2 separate regions of the Homo sapiens genome follow, and region 2 is linked to region 1. Evidence: read pairs that join two places in POLR2A ChIA-PET (ENCODE). Cell type or tissue: GM12878. All regions are shown on one strand. Region 1 overlaps ZFAND6 (zinc finger AN1-type containing 6). Region 2 overlaps CTXND1 (cortexin domain containing 1).

What was found. Peaks named below come from ENCODE experiments on the same cell type or tissue, not always from the same donor. Only the 100,000 strongest peaks of a DNase experiment are listed, where the experiment ranks them.
Region 2: POLR2A ChIA-PET joins it to region 1 with 5 read pairs; 4 of 35 experiments call an interaction of 5 or more read pairs at or near these places.

What each region holds. Positions count from the first base shown.
Region 1 is chr15:80,070,699-80,074,698 of GRCh38, forward strand. All of the region lies in intron 1 of ZFAND6 (zinc finger AN1-type containing 6), which reads left to right. Among named protein-coding and RNA genes, the nearest start is that of ZFAND6, 13 kb to the left of the region's middle. In GM12878, no CTCF peak of the experiment used is centred here; a DNase peak (open chromatin) is centred at 1,753; H3K4me3 peaks cover 2,122 bases; H3K27ac peaks cover 1,261 bases.
Region 2 is chr15:80,229,153-80,233,152 of GRCh38, forward strand. All of the region lies in intron 1 of CTXND1 (cortexin domain containing 1), which reads right to left. Among named protein-coding and RNA genes, the nearest start is that of CTXND1, 21 kb to the right of the region's middle. In GM12878, no CTCF peak of the experiment used is centred here; no DNase peak of the experiment used is centred here.

The DNA.
Region 1 (4,000 bases):
TTCGAAGTGAAAAATTGATGCGAGAGCAAAGGTTTATTTGGTTTCCATAACTATTTACTAATTTTATGCTTGCCAGATTTTAAGATTAAACTGTTTGCCATCTCTTTTTTTTTTCTTCCCGTAAAACCTTTGGCCATCTACAGTCACTTTTCCTCAAATCTTATGCTGTAATTCAAACTGTATATTCTTTTTGCTGATTGCTTCTGTACCTCCTCTGCTTCCAGTGTTCTTTTGCAAGAGTGTCCACACAGTGGGAAGAAAACCTGAACTTGACTCATGAAGTGCTGGGCATTCAAAACAGTGAATCCTTGCAAAGGATCTTGGGAGTAGACCCCTGTGAATTGGCTCTTTCAATTTGTCCACTTAAAGGGCATAATAGATTATGCAGCTGTTTGGGCTTCAGCAGGGTATTGCTCCATATTCATGCCTAGTTGCAATTATGTGAATTTTCAGTTTGTTACAAAGACTTCCCTTTGTATTCAAAACAATTTTGTTGGCTTTGTGTTCTAATATTTGAGTTTTCTCTGAGGAAAAATAGTTGCAAGATTTTGAACTTTGAAAACTTCAAATTAAAATGTTTAAAGGTTTTGTCACTTTTTATTTTCTGATGCAAACCATACATTGAAAGCATATTTTAAGAAGAAGTCACTCTAATAAGCTTTAATTTCGAGTTTATGAATCACAGGATTTTTGGTAGAGGTAAAAACTATACTTACACCGTAAATTAGACATTAAATGCCATTTAATCAGTCAGATAATGATTAATGTTAGAGTAATGTTTGATGGGCCAAGCTGCTAAAACATAAGCAGTTCTAATTAAAATATATAAACTTATCACGTAAAAATAGCAAACTTAGTAATGTATAAAGTGACAGTAGGTCTTTTTTGCTTAAAAATCAGAGTTCCTGTGTAGTGTCTCTTTATGATCTCTGTAGTAAAAATATTATTTAACGTAGCTTAGTGAGAAGTTTAAGAGGAGTATACCTTTTACTTTAGGGTGCCCATGCCACTTTGAAGTTATGGAGTGCAAAGTAGTTTCCACACATTAAAAAAAAAAAAAAGATGAAAAAGACTTAAACTTTTCTAAATTTTATACCTGAACATGTCATTAGAACATGTGCCTTTTGCTTTTAGATATCTGTTTGCCAATGGTTAAGCATTAACCTTGGCAAAATACTCACATGTCAGATCTGTTAAATGTAATAGTATTTCTGCCCAGTATTTTCTTCAGTTTTAAGTAGAAATATCAACCTTTGATGTCACTGAAATTTCTACTCTGTTGTGATACTGAGAACATAAATGTCAGTGAGTTTGATAGCTTAGAAGTGAATCTTTTGCATTCAGTATTTTAGTGCTGTATATTTTCACTTAAGTTATAGTTTTCTCTTTAAGTCTTAGAAAAAAACATTGGTTTGTTCCTCTTAGCAACATATTGTAATGGATTTTCTGTTGCCGTTTTACAATTTTCAGGTAAAATGTGAACTCTATTAAAAATAATCTGTCTTTAAAGCATAACTTCACCTTCATTGCTCCATAAAAATAAATGATTTAGATTAAAAGCATTGTATTTTAAACAATTGGTCACAGCTGCTTCTGTGAGATTTTCATTTTTGTTACTTAGTTTATTTTTCACCTAGACAAGGGTAAGCAAACAGTATATGATGGGAAAACTGAAACCTTATGTACTGTTTCTTTAAGAAACCAGCTTATCCAGGAGGTTTTAGTGTGTCTAACCTAACCTGCTAGCAAGGAAAAGTTCTTTAAAATAATGGATATTAGCCGTATCCAATCACAATTATCAGTTTCACTAACAGGGAGGAGATTTTACTCTTCAGCCACTAGAATTGGAGAAGGTGGAGCTTGGTATTCAGGTTTGGTTGCTTTGGAGTACAGCTTCAAGTGAAGTTAATCTGAGGTGAAGCAAACAGAAAATTGTGGAGGTTTTGTTGGTAGGATTTTTGTTCTAATCTTTTTATGATCCTTTATTTTATAATTTTGCTCCTTTATGATTCTGTGTGTGCTAGGTTTTGTCACTGTTTTTATTTTCTGATGCAAACTGAACACTAAAATTAAGCAGGGAAGCAGAACAAAAGGGCTCTTTGGACAGGAAATAGGTGTTCAGAGAATCAAACTTGACTTTCTCCTATCATTATTTTTAGTTCAGAATATGAGTGTCATTAAAACATCTTAGACTCAAAATCATCTCCAATAACAGGATTTTTTTTTGAATTGGTTGTTTGAACAGTCAGTTGTCAGTTTTTATAAATGACATCTTGAGGAGGTTCATTTGATATGTCATTTTCCTTAAACTTAAAATGTTAAGTTGCTGAAAGATAAATGTGATAGGCTTAAATACGTCTTTTTTAGTAAATTGAAATGCCAACTGTTTAATTTTTTTAACCCCAGCACAGCACCCCTTTTAATTTCAGTATATTTTAATTTAACAATATGTTGACATTTTTAATATGCTTATAATTTTTAATATGCTCATAATTAAAAAGGCCATTGATGAACAAAGTGAAACTGCTTTCTTCTTACTTCATTCAAACTCTTCATTTCTTTCAAAGGTGGAGATAAGTAATTAACATTTCGAAACAGGAAATGAAAGGATTTATATTTTTAAAAGCTATAGGTAGGCTACTACAACTTTTTTTTAAAGTATCTGATTCTATTTACATTTCTTATTTATGACGTAATTGTAGTGTATTTCAGTACAAGAATATTTTTTAGAGACTGTTTTCTTTATATTGTTGCTCTTTGTTCTCATAGAAATTAAGGTATAAATTGCAATAATCATTGCAATAATCAGACCAAAAGCCAGCTAAGCATTTTCAGCCATTGTATTTGCTATGCTACTTGTTCCGGATCATGCAAAGGTTTTTAAATTAATGCTTTTCTGCTATATCTGTTGTTTAAACAATAGTGTAATAATAATGAAATCAAGAAAAGTTACCTATCTACCCACCAGCAGATCATTGTTTGGTCATCTCATTTTTTTCCTGTTCCCTTCTCTGTCTTATATTCTTGCAGTTTTCCAATAATTATGAATCTGTGCAGTTTTATGTTTTCACTTAACTATCTGTTGAAATTGTTTTCATTTCAGTAACTATGTAATTCTCTTAAATTGATGTGACCTGAATTAACCTAGTTTTTTGAATTGTCTACTTTTAGGTTCTAATTTTTCGTCATTTTTAATAGTATTGCGTTGAACACACCTGTGTGTAGCTGTAAAATATTTTCCTTTTTAAAAAAGATTTCTTTTGGAAAAATCCTGGAGTGGCTTTACCTAGATCAAAGGATAATGAACACTTCACTGGCCAAATTGTTTTTCTAAAAAGTTATACCAGTTTATATCGACACCAGCAGAATATGCTTCAAAGTTTTTCTGATGTGTAGCCCCTTAAATGTTCTGTTAAAGTGTGCCTATGGAGCTCTCTGACTTGTTGATTAGTTTTTGCCTAAAAGCCTATTTTCAACACCACTTTCCAAGATGTAGATGGATATAAAGCAATTTTTCTGGATATTAAAATCAGCTGAGGGAAATTGGAAACACTTTTACCCACTTAACTGAGCAATTGTATCTATGCTAGATATTTTATATACTTAGTGTATGTGTTGCTATTAGTAAGTATGGGGCTTAATGTTTTACACTGGCTTTGTTATTCAGGCTGGCTTTTCTTTTTCTTCTGGTAAGCACATACCAGAAGAAATATTTTCTTTCAAGAAAATATATCAGAAACATTTTTAGGAGGAGACTGGAGTAGTGCCAGTTAACATTAGGAGACTGGAGTAGTGCCAGTTAACTTTACCTGTCTCAAAAACATGTATGAATAACCTTTGTCATTATTTGTGCGTTTCTTAATTTTGAGTTTTTAAAAATACACTTTGGAAACAGATAACTTTTATGAATAATTACAGGCTTTGAAATGGTATATCAGCATCTTTCCAGTATTTTATAGGTTTCAGTTAAAGGTAAGAACTTAACTTTACACACATATAG
Region 2 (4,000 bases), 160 kb after region 1:
CCTGCCACCTGATATCCCCACTCACCTGGCTCCTGTTTCTTTCCCACAACCCTCCCGCCCGGCCCCGCACCCTGACTGGGGCTGGAAGGGACAGGTTTCAGGGTTTCTGGGTCTTTTACATCAGTGTTTTATGTTCATTCTGGAACTGTGGTTGCTGGTCATACCAAGGTAAATACAGAATTGGGGAATAAGTGTTAGGAAACCTTTAAAGCAATGTGACGCTGCAGTGTGTCTAAATGTGTGAGAATGGACTCCCTTGGAGCAGGGCATAGGCCAGTTATGTGTGAGTCATACGTGGTGCTTGCTGAGTGCTGACCAGGCAAACTATGGTCAGGTCCATGACAGACTGGAAATTTAGGAAGAAAGCCAACAACAGGTCATTCACTGCAAATTCACGCCCTGGCCACCACAAGGGTTCATGTGTGGGCATCCATTCTTACATTGAAACTCTGTGATTTTGATACTCTGATGCAAATTAAAGGATGTTAAAATATCCTTTGTTCCTACGGTATTTTGGCTTTGAAAAGCAATATCGTCTTGACTAAAAAATTCTGATATGGTCCTTGCTAGTCAAAAGCTGAAAAAGCCATTCTTTCTTTTTGCAGTCCTGGTATAGCGTGCTTTGGGCAGACTAGGGAGAAGGTTAGCTGCACAAAAATAGAAAAAATACATTACATGGAGTTCTTAAAAAATCCCTTTTTATGTTGGCCTCAAACAGAGAGAGATCTATCCAGGTTGGAAAATGCTAAGTATTAAAATTCTCCTTTCACCTCAGGCTGGAAGGCCCTGTGTTGAAGTAAGGTAAGAAGAGCAACTAGGGTGACAGGATAAGCATCTGTAAGGATGGGCAGCAGGACTCCTGGTCATGTTCAGAATTATTTGAACGACTTGGAACCAATGTTCTCTAATTAATAAGCTTGGTGAGTTATTTTCTAGATACTTTTATAGACATTCCCCAAATTAATTAATTTCTAGAATGACTTTCTATAATTCTTAAGTTGGTAGGATTGTGTCAGGTAGAAAATCAATTCTGTTTCCAGATCCGCAGCAGTGTAATCATACAGTGCATCTTGCTGTGCAGGCAAGTGTGATGATGGGTCTCTAAATGCCTCTTGGAAGGCGGGGGCGGTGTCTCCATTGATAAGAAGGAGTACTTTTAGTTCCTATTACTTAAATATTCACAATCTCCCACAAACATAAGCACATGCTCACACACTTCTGTGCTGGGATTACAGACGTGAGCCACAACGCCTGGCCAGTCATACCCTTTTTTATTCCTGATATTGGTAATATTCTTTCTCATTTGCTTCATCAGTTTATCAATCTTATTACTCTTTTAAAAGAAACAGTTCTTAACTTTGTTGTATACTTTCTATTTCATAGATTTCCATCCTTATCTTTATTATTTCCTTCTTTTGATTTTCTTTGGGTTTTGTTTGCCATTCTTTTTTTTAACCTTACTAAGTTGGAAGCTTACATCACTGATTTTAGACCTTTCTTCTTTTCTAACATATGCATTTGGAGCTATAAATGTTCCTTTAAGTAGTGTTTTGGCTGTAACCCACAAGTTCAAAGTATGGGTATTTAAAAGTATGGGTATTTAAAAGTGTGTTGCTTAATTTGGCTGGGTGCGGTGGCTCATGCCTATAATCTCAGCAGTCCAAGGACGCTGAGGCAGGTGGATCACCTGAAGTCAGGAGTTTGAGACCAGCCTGGCCAACATGTTGAAACCCCATCTCTACTAAAAATACAAAAATTAGCCGGGCAGGGTGGCACACACCTGTAGTCCCTGCTACTCAGGAGGCCGAGGAAGGAGAATCGCTTGAAGCCTGGAGTCAGAGGTTGCAGTGAGCTGAGATGGTGCCACTGCACTCCAGCCTGGGCCACAGAGCAAGATTCCATCTCAAAAAAAGAAAAAAAAAGTGTGTTGCTTAATTTCCAAGCATTTAGAGATTTTTTTTTTTTGGTGTGTGTGTCTTCTTGTTATTGCTATCTAGCTTAATTCTGCTCTGGAGCCTGACCGCTGCTTCTCTGTGCCTACTTCTCTCCAGGTTCACATGGGTAGTCTTTAAGATGGCTCAGTCCTGCATGGTCAAGCCCTCAATGCTCCCTCATTATCTCATGCACCTTGCCCCATCCAAATCTAAGCTAGGAGAAGAGAAATTGAATGACAGAGCCTTGCCACCTTCTCTCTCTCTTTTACCATCATCTTTGCCTGCCATTTTTATCCTGCATTTAAAAAAAAAGAAAAGAAAAAAAAAAAGAAAAAACTTCTCCTGTGTCAACTTCTTCCTGAATGCAGCTAATACCTCATTAAGGACACAAACATGGCTCTAAACCATGGGAGAAATTTATAAGCCAACTCCTCTAAATTGGTCTTTGATATGCTAAATAAAGAATGAAATAAGGGAGTTTGGAAATTTCTTCTCGAGAAAATAGCTGGCTTGCAAGGCTATTATTCTGCTGTATAATCGTAATTTTGATTGTCAGGAATGGACTATTCCTGTGGCCTTTTTTTCTACATGCCTCCTGTAACAGTCTGATCTCCTTCCAGGCAGAGTGTTGCCCAGGATGAACTAGGCTGAAAGTCACATACCCAGCAATGAGAAAGAGAAAAGCATATTAACTTTTATTAAAAAATTTTCCATCTTACAAAAAGAGAAAAGTCTGTCCACACTGAGAATAGCAGCTGCTATCTGTGCATAATTTATGTTTTGGAAGAGGTTTTTCCATTCACGGTATTGTTTAAGCATGAACAATTGGACTGTTATGGTTATTAAGGCTAAGCAGGTTCACAAAGGTCCCAGGAACCCAGGTCCCAGGAACTTAGGAAGTTGGATGGCGTGGAGCTTCTGGGGCCACAGTGGGACCTGGCCATGGGGATCAGCCATGGTTCTGGTTGTGGTTGGAGAGAAAGACCAGGGATGGGCATAAGCGGAGTGAGGCTATAGGAGTGGTGGGTATCTGACTGTGACAAGCCTGGAATGCTGGCGACGTGCAACTGATCAATGGAGAGATGAGGAGAGTTGTGAACCAGGCAGTGAGGATGTGCTGTGTGGGAAATTCTCCTGAATCAAAAGAGATAACCCTTGGCTTCTGCATACCTCCCTGCCCCCGATCCTTTTGAATCACAGAGGAATCGCTTACAGAGTCTCATGTATTTAGAGATATCCAATTATCTTAGATCAGACTCGTGGCCAAAGAAATGCTCAGGAAATCGAGCTCATGTTTCTAATCTGATTGTAATTTCATCAGTGGCCCCGATGTAATTATTTCCCTTTTAGTTTACTTAACACTAACAAACAGCCTTTAATGATTTTTTGTTGTTGTTTTTAATGGAAAGAATCAATCTTTCTTCTCCAAATAATGAAGTTGAGTGGAACACCATGCATGAGCAGGAGAGTCGTCCTGGCACAAACGCTCTTGCTCAAGGTGCCCTTTCCTTCAAGCCCTTTAAAGCCCCAACAAGAGCCTCAGGCCCAGGCCTCCCTGAACCTGTGTTGCTCTGTCTGTGCCCTGAAGCCCCCAAATAAAACTCTCCATCTCCCCAAAGCACCAGCAGGTAGTTTCTCTTTCACAAGACAGTCAGGTAGACTCAGGTGCTCATGCCTTTGCAATGATTTCCCATCACCATAGTTAAAATCCCAAAGCCCTTCCCAAGTGAAAAACAGAAGCCAGACTACTTGAAGAATGTTCGTTGGAAATTCAGGTCCTGGGCATAATGTCCAGGCTCAGGTTCTGGCTCCTGAACTACCAACAGTGTGATATTAGACGAAAAATGCAACTTCCTTTTTTTTTTTTTTTTTTTGAGACTGAGTCTTGCTCTGTTTCCCAAGCTGGATTGCAGTGGCGCGATCTTGGCCCACTGCAACCTCCGCCTCCCAGGTTCAAGCAATTCTCTGCCTCAGCCTCCTGAGTATCTGGGATTATAGGCGCCCACCACCACGCCTGGCTAATTTTTGTATTTTTAGTAGAGACGGGTTTCACCCTCTTGGCCAGG